2 separate regions of the Homo sapiens genome follow, and region 2 is linked to region 1. The links are chromatin contacts, found by Hi-C or POLR2A ChIA-PET in ENCODE. All regions are on one chromosome and are shown on one strand. The core of a region is the stretch at or near the end of the contact, and the rest is flanking DNA. Distances in the headings are between cores, read along the strand shown. Region 1 overlaps PDE9A (phosphodiesterase 9A). Region 2 holds the start of PDE9A-AS1 (PDE9A antisense RNA 1).

The links. A loop is a pair of places that touch in the nucleus more often than their neighbours do. ChIA-PET counts read pairs that join two places held with the same protein, here RNA polymerase II (POLR2A). Pooled maps may share reads with other maps.
Region 2: a pooled map shows a loop between it and region 1 (4-fold over the local background). The contact joins the promoter of PDE9A-AS1 here to the enhancer-like site in region 1. A Hi-C loop is called at or near these places in 12 of 168 maps with a recorded cell type or tissue (CD4-positive, alpha-beta T cell, CD4-positive, alpha-beta memory T cell, CD8-positive, alpha-beta T cell and 7 more) and 13 of 50 pooled maps. POLR2A ChIA-PET finds 5 or more read pairs at or near these places in 11 of 52 experiments (CD4-positive, alpha-beta T cell, CD4-positive, alpha-beta memory T cell, CD8-positive, alpha-beta T cell and 8 more).

Annotation. Positions count from the first base shown.
Region 1 is chr21:42,682,604-42,689,125 of GRCh38, forward strand. It overlaps PDE9A (phosphodiesterase 9A), which reads left to right. Exons shown (of 20, transcript NM_002606.3): 2 at 3,589-3,659; 3 at 5,314-5,391. Among named protein-coding and RNA genes, the nearest start is that of PDE9A, 32 kb to the left of the region's middle. Within about 2 kb of position 1,873, at least 3 of the 41 ENCODE cell types and tissues checked have a DNase peak (open chromatin) inside an H3K27ac peak, as active enhancers do; they include CD4-positive, alpha-beta T cell, natural killer cell and sigmoid colon, where a contact is called at or near this core.
Region 2 is chr21:42,739,974-42,745,872 of GRCh38, forward strand. PDE9A-AS1 (PDE9A antisense RNA 1) reads right to left here and starts at 1,784. Exons shown (of 2, transcript NR_183525.1): 1 at 1,121-1,784. It overlaps PDE9A (phosphodiesterase 9A), which reads left to right. Exons shown (of 20, transcript NM_002606.3): 8 at 3,803-3,887.

The DNA of each region.
Region 1 (6,522 bases), core at 623-3,122:
GTACTTATAAATTTGATGAACCCCTCTCTTCTCAAGGCCCCCACGATATTCCAAAACCCTGGCCTGCCAGAGTAGAGCCTTTTTTCCCATCTTGGAGGCTGTGACCCTGAGAGCCCCTACCCTCCCCCAGGGGACTTTGTGGGCATGGACGTTGCACAGTCACCCTCGGCCCCTCAAGAGCGGTCACAGCCCAGCAAATGAGCGTCGTTCTCACGCACGTCTCTCAGGCTTAGGCTCGGTTGCATAAACCTTCCCCAATTTTATCCTGGCAAGGAGGAGGACAGATCCTTCCGGAACCTTTGCAGATATTGCCACCAAAAGTAAAGCCTTCATAAAAGTTTGCATTTGGGGAGGAAGGAGAGCAGATGGTGAAAATCAGATATCACTTAAGAATTACTCATTTCAGTTTACAAAAAATCTAGGTCGTTAAAGGTGACTGATAGCTTAAGAAGACAGGGAAAGGGCTTCATAACAGAGCCGGAAAGTCCAACAGTACAACGACACGCATGATGCCAAAAAGTAAAGCGTTCCTCACTCATTCCACTCAGTGCTCCGTAACTGATTCTCCACTGGCTCCTGGGCTGCAGCCTCATGAAGCCAGCTGTTCCTCAACTGAAAAGAGCCCTGGAAGCCCTGGGCAGCCCACTGGCAGGGTCTGAATATCATCTGAGCGAGGCCATCAGAAGCTGTCCCCAGGAGTCTGTGCTTGGGGGTCAGTCATCGGAGGTGCTTACTGCGGTCCTTTTCCATGGGGCTCGAAGCTTCTGCATTGAATCACGAGCTCTGGCCTCCAGCCTGGTGCAGAACCTTCCAGGGGGCATTGGAGTAAAAGCTTCTGTAGATGACAGCTACCCCTTTTTTGGTCCATTTTATAGCAGAGGAAATTTAGGTTCAAAGAAGTTGAGTTGAGAGTCCCAGGAGTAAGAAGCAGTCAAGGATCCCCCCAGGCCTCCGGGGCCGCCTGGGCTGCCTGGCCTCACGACCTGGCCCCATGCTCCTGAGATGGAGAAGCCCCAGGCCCATGAGCCTGTTGCCCTTGGCAAAGCCACTTCCCTTCTGAGTAAAGTCAGACGAGCCTGCCCAGTCCCAAGAGACTGCGATTCCGTAATCGCCCTCCCCTCGCCTTTTGAGGTCTTGCTGGTAGGTGCACCCCCTTCAAGCCAGCCCAAGGAGCCATGATTTGAGTCGGTCTTGCCAGATGTGTCTGGAGAGAATTTAACTCCAAGATCATCCCCCGTGCACTCTGAGGGGCTGGGACAGGATGTGGTGCCCTTTGTGCCCAGGAGGAGAAGCACCCAGTGGGGCGGGGTGGGGCGAGGACTTTATAAAGGCGTCATTTGCTGCGGCCACCCAGGTTGGAACACAGGGACCACAGGGCCCCCCGCCTTCTGCAGGACCACCCCGCTCATCTGAGGGAGACACTGTAGAAACACATCTTTGAGCAGTGGCTTCTAATCCAAGAAACCCAATAGAAGTCAAACGCAGATTCCTAGGGCCCAACCCGGACCCACTGCGTGGGAATCCCTCAGCCGGGGCCAGAAGCACGCTTTGAAGACACCAACCTCCTCAGCAAGCCTCTTGCAAACCACATCCTGCTTCTCCAGAAGCTGCAGATCCAGAATGTTCAAAGAAAGAGCCCTCCTTGCCTTCCTCTTCTTCCACCCCTGCCCTCTGCAGACTGGGGTTCTGTAGACCCCCAAAGTAAGTCCGCCACACCGGAAGGAAGTGAGTTACACAGGGGCCCACATGGGAACCGCTTTTTGTCCTGTCTTGGTGGGAAAATGGCCACGACCCCAGCCCAGGCTCTGCCACGCCACAACTCCACGGGCATAGCCTGGGAGGCCGCAGCGTGAACTGTGACTAGGGCTGAGGATGGTGCCATGGTAGAAGTGAGGGCCTGGCACCCGGCCAAGTGCAGGACTCCTCGGCAGTGGGGTTGGGAGAAGCAGCCTCTGCAGGCGAGGCCAGGAACCAGGACACAGGAGGAGAAGCACATCTCAGAGGAGGGAGCTCTGGGAGGAGCCAGCAGAGTCCTGCAAAGGAGGATGTGGGGGAAATGGGGTGAGGCCAAAGTGGGGGCTGCTGAAGGGGCTACTGCACCCGTGCGAGCAGGGCCAGGACCAAGCTGCATAGGCAGCCAGGGACACAGCCGATGCCACAGACGTCAGGAACCACGCAATGACACAGGCCACCTTTGACCGACCGTTACCCCTGGGGCAAATACCAGTGGGGATAACGGGCAAGGAGAGGTGCTGTTTACTGTCTTATTGTTGCCAGTTCAGCAGCCCACAGGAAATGGTGTTAGTCACAGAAAAAAAAAATCTGTTTTCTATATTTCACTGTTTCCAAGTAAAGAAAAAAGAAAACTAATCTTAGCTTAAAAAAAAAAAAAATGGTGCGCTGGGCACCGAAAAATAACCATCTTCCTAGGCCTGCGTTTCCCCCACACCGGGGACTTGTGCTGGAAAGAAAAGCTGCGTTGGCAGCCAGGAGCCGGGGAAACTGTCCAGGGAGGCATCCTCTGCGATGAAGGCGGGGCCTCGGCGTGGCCCGTTCCGCGCTCTGTCCAGCCCTGGAGAAGCCCCACCCTCACCGAGCTCGAAATACCCCCTCCCTGAGAGCCGAGACTCATGGCCGGGACCCCTTGGACAGAAGATGCGGATGCTAACCCGGCGCTTCCACCACAGCCCCGGCGGCACTGGGGAGCGAGCGCGGCCATCCCGCGCGTAGGTGGTGTTTCTCTGCAGGCGCCAGTTTCACCGCGGGCGCCCAGGATCCTCAACGGTTCTGTTGTGATGTGATTCCCCTCTTCGACTTCGTCATTCAGCCTCAGTCCCTCAGTCCCCAAATACCGAAAGGCAGTCTTTTTTTTTTTTTTTTGAGACGGAGTTTCACTCTTGTTGCCCAGGCTGGAGTGCAATGGTGCGATCTCGGTTCACTGCAACCTCCGTCTCCCTGGCTCAAGCGATTCTCCCGGCTCAGCCTCCCGAGTAGCTGGGATTACAGGCACCTGCCACCACGCCCGGCTAATTTTTTGTATTTTTAGTAGAGACGGGGTTTCACCATGTTGGCCAGGATGGTCTGGAACTCCTGATCTCAGGTGATCCACCCGCCTCTGCCTCCCAAAGTGCTGGGATTACAGGCGTGAGCCACCGCGCCCGGCCTTTTTTTCTTTTTTCTTTTGAAGTTAATGAACTTGAATTTTATTTTATTTACAGAATAGCCCCCATGAGATACTTGAAGACCCGGTGCCAAGCGACAGTGTTGACCCCAGGTGGTCAGTCCTGCCTGGCCCCTTCCGAGGGATGCGCCTTCACCATAACCATGTCACGGACAGGCGTGTGGGCAAGGGGGCATCGCTGTATTTTTCACAACTCTTTCCACTGAACACGACAATGACATTTTTCACCACCCGTATGCATCAACCAAATGAAAAGATGAGCCTGTGACATTCCCGTGCGTAGAGTTACAGCTTTTCTTTTCAAAACGAACCTTCAGTTTGGAGCCGAAGCGGAAGCACGTGGCGTCTGACGTCTCCAGGGAGACCCGCCGCCCTCGCTGCCGCCTCACCGCGCTTCTGTTTTGCAGGTAATCTTCAGCAAGTACTGCAACTCCAGCGACATCATGGACCTGTTCTGCATCGCCACCGGCCTGCCTCGGTGAGTGCGCGCTGCGGGCTCTGCCCGGTGACGCCACGCGGCCTCCTCGCCTTTTCGGGATGGCTGGGAGGGGCGGGAAGAGGCGCTGAAGGGCCCGAGGCACCGGCCTTCTACAAGGGGCTCTTCGAAATCAATCAATGCGCAGAATCCCGAGGGAGGCTCAGCCGCCCTCCGGGCCTCTCTGCCTCCACAGGTGATGGCTGTGTCCACAAGGAGGAAACCGTCGGGCTGAATTAAACAGAACCGCCCTCCTAAGAGTGTGGGTTTTTCTGCCGGGCGTGGTGTCTCACACCTGTAATCCCAACACTTTGAGAGGCCGAGGTGGGCAGATCACCTGAGGTCAGGAGTTCGAGACCAGCCTGGCCAACATGGTGAAATCTTGTCTCTACTAAAAATACAAAAATTAGCCGGGCGTGGTGGCGAGCACCTGTCATCCCAGCTGCTTGGGAGGCTGAGGCAGGAGAATGGCTTGAACCCTGGAGGCAGAGGTTGTAGTGAGCTGAGATCATGCCATTGCACTCCAGCCTGGGCAACAGAGCGAGACTCCGCCTCAAAATAAATAAATAAATAAAAAAGAGTGTGGGTTTTTTCCTCTCACTTCTTCATTCACTTTTGGAGAAAGCGGGGTGGTTGTGTGTGTTTGGTCCCCAGCCCCACATCACCCCATAGGTGCCTTTTCTACCCAGGGGGCTTGACCCAGATCAACACTGGGTGAAAGGCTGACTTCAGAAATGGGTTGAAAAGACCAGTGATCTGCCTTATCGAGTCCTCAGAGTCCCACAGGAGTTAATGTCCTAAATCAACAGTGTGTTCGAGCCAGTGAATTTTCTAATTATCAGCAAACTTTCCAAATGTAAAGGGTGAGCAGGAGTAGCTTTGGCTCAAGGATTAACTTTAAAGTTAGGACGGAGGTGGAGAAGGGCAATTGAAGTTTCTCACAGACAGGTGAGAAAAGGGAGATGAAAGTACACGTCTGAAAGTGCAGCAAATGGCAGTTTTAGCCGCAAAAATAGCCCATGGTCTGGGGCATCTTTGGGCACCATATATGAAGCAATGTGCCAATAAATAAATATATATACACAGTATTCCGTATAGCAGCCCTGGGATTTGAGTATCACCTCTATTTCACAGATTTTAACAATTTACAACTGAAGATCAGAGATTAACTTGGTCGAGGTAACACATCTTGCAAGAGGCCCCAAAACATGTGAGGTTGGAGGAAGACTCATCCTAAGCATTTAAAACTATTTTGTAGGAGAGACTTGCGCAGTTCAGACGGACTCCCAAAGGCACTGGAAGCGGAAAGACAAACTATGAGTTCGTCATCTGCTGATATAAATGTTAGTTCCTATTTTACCACAGTTTTTTAAAAAAAATCTCCCAACTCAATAAAGTAGACTTGCTCCAATTCCCATTTTAAAGTATTTCAGCATCTACACGCACTTAGGATTATACGCAGCTGTTTAATTTCATTTACAATCGGAGTCTCAATGCCCTGGGGACGGCCTCCCACCCTTCCCATCCCACCACACCTTGGTCAGGCTGGTCCTGGGACTGTCCTGGTTGTCTCAGGGCTCTGGCCCCATGTGTACATTCAAGTGTACATCCCAGAGCACACTATGGGCGAAAACACGGGCTTGGGTGTGTTTTCCAGGAACACGACCATCTCCCTGCTGACCACCGACGACGCCATGGTCTCCATCGACCCCACCATGCCCGCGAATTCAGAACGGTAAGAGGCTCCGGCCGCGCTCCTCGGGGTGTGCCTGGCACTTCTCTCCATGACATGGGAGGCTTTCTGTGATTTTGTAAATGTGCTACTGCAGAAAGGTGTGAATTGACAGCAGAGATGGAGAGCGAGGGTAGGAGCCAGTGTGAAGGAAGCTTGACTCGTCGTGTTCCCCTGCAGAGGAGCTGGGCACGTTCCAAGATAACAATTGCAGCCGTGGCTCTGCACCTGCTTCTCAACGGGAGGAGGCATTGTACAGAGGGGAAACTGAGGCCCAGGAGGGTGAGCCAAGAGCTGCAGAGCCAGGCCCCGGGATCCCCACATTAACCCCAGGAAGGACCTCGGGAGATTCCCTACAGAGCCCCTGGGGACATTTCGTGTTTACCCACTTAGGGCCGGTCTCTGTGTTCATAAAGTGATGCCTGTGGGAGATTCTAAGCACAGAAGGGCCAGGGACAAGGGAGGCCCAGGAAGTCAAGAGGAGAGGCCGGTGAAAGCCTCCGTGAATGTCTGTGAACTAGGTCAAGCCAGCGGTGTATGGCCCAGGAAGGACGCGGAGCAGGGGCCCTCAGGTCAGTGACCTGCCCCTGTTCCTGGTGACCTGGGGAGACCCCAGCAGCCTCCACTGCTCTTTGTGGTTGGGCAAAGTGGAACTTAGATTTCCTCATGAGGCGAGGGAGCAGGTGAGCTGGGGGCGGGGCGTGCGACCTCAGGACCCCTCTCTGGCGTCCTCTGTTCCTCCCAGAGTGGGGCTCACTGTGCCTCCAAGGGACTCAGTAGATGCGATGGTACACTTGTCAATCTGGTCATCAGGGTGTCCTGCCCAACTGACCCATGGCCAGCTCTGAGCCCACAGGAGAAAGTGCATGTCAGGCAGACCCTTGTGTCAGTGAGGTCCCAGTGGGCGTGGCCAGCACCGTCCCCCTCAGTGAGGCCCCCCAGTGGACGTGGCCAGTGCTGCCTCCCTCAGTGAGGTCTCAGTGGACATGGCCAGAGCCGTCCCCCTCAGTGAGCGCTCAGTAGACATGGCCAGTGCCGTCCTCAGCGAGGTCCCCGTGGGTGTGGCCAGCGCCATCCCCCTCAGCGAGGTCCTCGTGGGTGTGGCCAGCACCATCCCACTCAGCGAGGTCCCAG
Region 2 (5,899 bases), core at 534-3,033, 57 kb after region 1:
GTGACCTCCTGATGAGTGAAAATAGCAAGTTAGAAAACAACAAATTTTATCTTTTAAAATTAATAATAGATATATAGATACATAGACACACACAGGATGGATAGAAGCTAGATAGATACATACATACATAGATACATACATAGATAGATACTATATAGATATGTAAATAGAAAGATAGGTAGAGGCTGGGTGCAGTGGCTCATGCCTAAAGTGGTTCCCCAGCACTTTGGGAGGTGAAGGCAGGAGGATTGCTTTAGCCCAGGAGTTCAAGACCATCCTGGGCAACATGGCAAAACCCCATCTCTACAAAAAATACAAAAATTAGCCAGGTGTGGCGGTGCACCCCTTTAGACCCTGTTATTCAGGAGGCTGAAGTGGCAGGATCACTTGAACCTAGGAGGTAAAGGTTGCAGTGAGCTGTGATTGTTCCACTGCACTCCAGCCTGGGTGACAGGGCAAGCCCCTGTCTCAAAAAAAAAAAAAGAAAAGAAAAGAAAGATAGGTAGATACATAGAATGGGTGGATAGAGAGATAGAACGGATAGAAAAATAGGATGGATAAATAGAACATAGGTAGATACATAAATATGATGAATGCATAGATGGATGGGTGGATGGATGGATGGATGGATGGATGGATGGATGGATGGATGAATGGATACATAGATGAATGGATGGATAGATAGTATATAAATGGATGGATGGATAGATACACAGTAGGTAGGTAGGTAGTAGATAGATAGATAGATAGATAGATAGATAGATAGATAGATAGATAAACAGGATAGATAGATAGATAGATAGATAGATAGATAGATAGATAGATAAACAGGATGAATATTTAGAAGGCTGGGAGTGGGCAGAAAGCCTGGAAGGACACACATTAATACAAATAATATTAACTGAGTTGTTTTCTGGGCCCATAGGATCCTAGACAAGTTTTTAAATATTATTCTTTGAAGTGCTATTTCCTACACTTCCTACAATGATAATAGGATATTTTATATTCAGAAAAATGACATTTAAGACATAGTCAATGGTCCATGGACCTTGGACAGAGGGCCCAGCTGCCCTGTTTGCAGTCTACACCGCATGCCCAACCCTTCCCCAGATCTACTCACTTTCAGAATGTGCTGCCTTCCACGTGTGAACCAGACTGAGCTCCTTTCTGCCACTGATGTTGAATTGTCCATTTGCTCACGTCAGTGTCCACGTGGCAAATCCACAGGGCATGGGTGGGATCCTGCAGTCTAGACAAAGCCAAGGAGCACCGCTGGAGGCCACGTTGGGCTTCCCAATCCACATGCAAACCCAAAATGTGTTCTTGGGTACCTTTTCTGAGAAGACAGCCTGTGGCATGCATCAGCTTCCTTGAGGGGCCCATGATGCTGGAGAAAACGGAGACCCGGCTCCAAAGGAGAATGTGGACTCTTAGTGGTTGGACAAAGACGTCCCGACCTCAGACCTCAGGTACCCTGTGTTTCCCCAGCGGCAGCTCATCTGGACTCGGCCATCACGACAGCGACCACACTGGCTCCAGCCACATGCACTTCCGGACCCCATGTCCTCTAGCTGTTGGGTAGAAGAGGGGTGGAGAAGGTTTCTGTAGCACAGAAACACATCAGCAGGACCAGATCCAAATATTGCACTCTCCAGATTCTTCGTCCTTCTGGCAGAAAGAAGCAGTGTCCCGGGAACATGCCCCTACTTGACCCCTGACCCTGGAAACGCCTCGAAACCCACCCGGGAGGCTGATTCCAGCTAGTCTGCCCTGGGCCACTGTACTGGGAGAGTTTCTTTCCGGAGCTGCAGTACTTCCTTTGGGGTGGGAAGGAGTTGTTACAAACTAGCCAAAGGCTCTGAGTTGCTTGGTTTTTCCTTTAGAAAACATTTGCTTTTTATTTTTAGCAGTTATTCAGAGCCAAACTTCATGAAAAGGGGAATAGAGTGGTATCGTGGGAGTATCCTTTTGCATAAAAACTAAGGTGTGATTACAAAGTAACAAAGCTAATCTTTTTTATTTCAATTGGTTTATGAACCAACTCTAATTGAAAAGCCGTGCAAAGCTGCTTGCTTCATGGCAGCTTTTCTGGGGTAAACGTGCAGTCAGCCAAGGGTAAATATCTTGAAGTTTAACGCTCGCTCGGAGGCATAAGCTCCAGTTTGTTTTTGGTTGAAAAATAGTATCCTAACTGTTGAGGTACACCTTTGCAGTGGGACTCTGTAACTGCCCAAGGGGTTCACCCTGCCTGCTACCTAAACAGAGCTCATTCATCAAGACAGGGGAACTGCAATGGAGAAAGAGCCATTCACCCAGTGCCGGCTGTGCGGGAGACCAGAGTTTTATTATTCCTCAAATCAGTCTCCCCGAGCATTCGGGGCGCAGAGTTTTTAAGGATAACTTAGTGGGTGGTGGGAAGCCAGTGAGCCAGGAATGCTGATTGATTGGTCAGGGAGGAAATCATAGGGAGTTGAAGCTGTCTGCTTTTTTTTTTTTTTTTTTTTTTTTTTGAGACAGAGTCTCACTCTGTCCCCCAGGCCAGAGTACAGTGGCGTGATCTCGGCTCACTGCAACCTCCGCCTCCCGGGTTCAAGCTATTCTCCTGCCTCAGCCTCCCGAGTAGCTGGGACTACAGGCACTGGCACACCATGCCCGGCTAATTTTTGTATTTTTAGTAGAGACAGGGTTTCACTATATTGGCCAGGCTGGTCTTGAACTCCTGACCTCGTGATCTGCCCACCTCAGCCTCCCAAAGTGCTGGGATTACAGGCGTGAGCCACTGTGCCTGGCTGCAGCTGTCTTCTTGCACTGAGTCAGTTCCTGACTGGGGCCAGAAGACCAGACGAGCCAGTTTATCTATCTGGGTGGTGCCAGCTGATCCATCAACTGCAGGGTCTCCAAAATATCTCAAGCGCTGATCTTAGGAGCAATTTAGGGAGGGTCAGAATCTCGTAGTCTCCAGCTGCGTGACTCTTAAACTGTAATTTCTAATCCTGTGGCTGTTAGTCTCGTCCCCAGGCAAGAAGCAGGTCTGCTTTGGGAAAGGGCTGTTACAGTCTTTGTCTAAACTATAAACTACAAATGAAGTTTCTCCCAAAGTTAGTTCAGCCAAGGAATGAACACAGACAGCTTGGAGGTTCGAAGCAAGATGGAGCCCGCTAAGTTAGATCTCTTTCACTGTCTCAGTCATAATTTGGCCAAGGCAGTTTCAACTCCAGGAATGTGATCAAGTCCAAGTTCTGCTGATCCTCAACTTTGCCTATTTATTTCTCTTCTGTTTTAAGTCAACACTTTCTCCTGGTGAAACTGCTCTGGAAGGACGTTCCAATGAAAAGCTTTTCCCATAATGAGATCGTAATCCTTGCTGAAAACGCTTTGCCGTTCACTGCATTTTAATGCTCTGGCACCACATGTGCCCCCTTTTCTTTTTGGGATAAAAGACGCCTTTGTCCCATGTCCTCAGCTGGTGCTTAGGGGTATGGAGCAAAAAGTGGGTGCCAGAGTTGAGATTCAGGGAGTGGAGAGTGGGGAGGAGCTTCTGCCTTCTGAAAACTGCCCGGATGGATGCGGTAGTGCAGCGGTGGCCACGGCACATGCCTGCGAGGATAGAGTCAGTTGTGGCTGAGCTAAGCGCGGAAGTGCAGGCAAAACCTGAGTATCGGCAGCCAGGGCAGGTGTGGGGACCTCTGCACTGAGGTATATTCCTCCCTGGGAGCCACAGGGAGCCCTTAGTTACCAGCCTTGAGAGATCCTCCACATTCGTCCGTGGTAACCCCCTTGCTGTCTCTCTCTCTGTCACCAGTGGAAGGACTAAAAGTGGTGGAGATTGAGAAATGCAAGAGTGACATTAAGAAGATGAGGGAGGAGCTGGCGGCCAGAAGCAGCAGGTAGGGTCTGCGCTGGGGCCACGGGCGGCCGGGCCTGGGGAGGGCTCCCCGTACCAGTTGGGCTGGGGCTGTGGGCTTTGTTTGCCTAAAAGAAAGGCTGGTGCAGTTCGGTACAGTTCAGGCTTGGGAGAGTGCAGTCTGGAGGCAGCCACCCTGCTTGCGACCTGCTTGTCAGTGGTGTGACTTTCTTCTAACAAAAGAGCACGCATGGGCCGGGTGTGGTGGCTCACGCCTGTAATCCCAGCACTTTGGGAGGCCGAGGTGGGAGGATCACCTGAGGACAGGAGTTCAATACCGGCTTGGCCAACATGGTGAAACCCCGTCTCTACTAAAAATACAAACGGTAGCCAGGCATGGTGGCACATGCCTGTAACCCCAGCTACTTGGGAAGCTGAGGCGGGAGAATCGCTTGAACCCAGGAGGTGGAGGTTGCAGTGAGCCGAGATCGCGCCACTGCACTCCAGCCTGGGCTCGACAGAGCAAGACTCTGTCTCAAGAAAAAAAGAGCACATATTGGAGATAGGGGCTGGGAAGACGATTTCACAGAAGAAGAGTCCTCCTCCTGCAGATCCAAGCCTTAGGAGCAATGTGTCCAGCTTGGAATAAGTTGATATCCACTTTTAAAGACAGAACAAGAAGAGGAAAAGCATTAGGGGAGGAGCCTCCTGTTGCCCCCAGGGACCCGGTTCCTTGTGTGATGTTCCCACTGGGTTGCATTCCAGCGAGGGCTTCAGCACTGGGGACACAGAAGTCATTCTCCTGGGAACAGGCATCCTTCACAGGCGCTTCGGGGGGCCCAGTGAGCTGTGACTCGTGGGGAAAATGCCCCAGTCTCCACGATGCCACCTCCAAAGTCAGTTTTGTGTACAGCAGGACTCTTTACTGGAGCCAGGGTCAGGACACGTGTGGATGAACCACGACCAAACTGGGGATGGAAATGCCGGTAGTAGCAAAGAGACGGCGGTGATGATGAGCAGAGCGCATGCATTGAGGCACTTACTGTGTGCGGGCGCTGTGCTTAGTGAGGGGCACACAGGACCTGCTCACACCTCCGGGCTTTGCCTCCATGCCCGCTGGTGCCAGCCCAGACACCACAGGCATATGATGTGGCTCATGGTTCCCCAGAGTGCCACTGCCCGGCCTCAGTGGGATTTAATGGGGACTAATGGACTGAGAAACAGCCCTGTGCAATTGCACTGAGTTGTCTCAGAGCCACCTGGCATGCTGACGATCATTCCCTGATTTTGAAATTGAGGGCAATCTGCTTATTGAGGAAGCGTGGCAAGTGAAAGGGTCTCAGAGGCAGAAGGTGAAGGGAAAGCCGACGGGCCTCATCTGGTCCCCTCAAAGCCCCGGGGGCCTGGCCTCGGGGTGGGCGCAGGGAGGAAGGCCGAGCGGAAGGAAGCAGGCCTTGTCTGAGCCACGTGAGAGCCTGTCCTACAGGGACCGTGCCACGTGTCTGTCCCATGCACTCATGGGCTCATTTGGAGTTAGGGATGTCTCAGCCCAATTGACTTAGGGGAAGTCAGGCCATAGTTTGTGGCCATGGAAAGTTGTGAGTGAACAATCCATCTTCGTCATCCCTGTGCTGGAGGCTCTTTAAAGGACGGGAGACAGAGTCTCTCATTTGTGAGCCAAGGAAGAGCTCCCAAGTTGCACAGGGACGGCCACACAGCTGGGGTCCCAAGGCTGGGACCTGGCAAGGCTGGGACCCGGCTTGGCAGCCTCAGACACACAGCACCTTCACCTGTGGCACCGCCCTTGGCCGTGGGCTCTACGTGGCTTGGTTCAGCCCTCTGGCTGTCCCTTGCGCCCCAGGTGCCATGGCTGCTTTGGCAGGAGGGTGGTGTTCCAGGGTGGTGCTGCCTGGCAGGGTTCCCCTCTGCCCAGAGCCAGGCGGAGATGGGTGGCCTCAAGCTGGGGCTGCGGGTGTAGCAGGGCCAGCCTTTCCAGCCCCACCAGCAGCACGAGGGGAAGAGGACAAAAACTGAGTTCTAGTCTTCAGCCTGAAA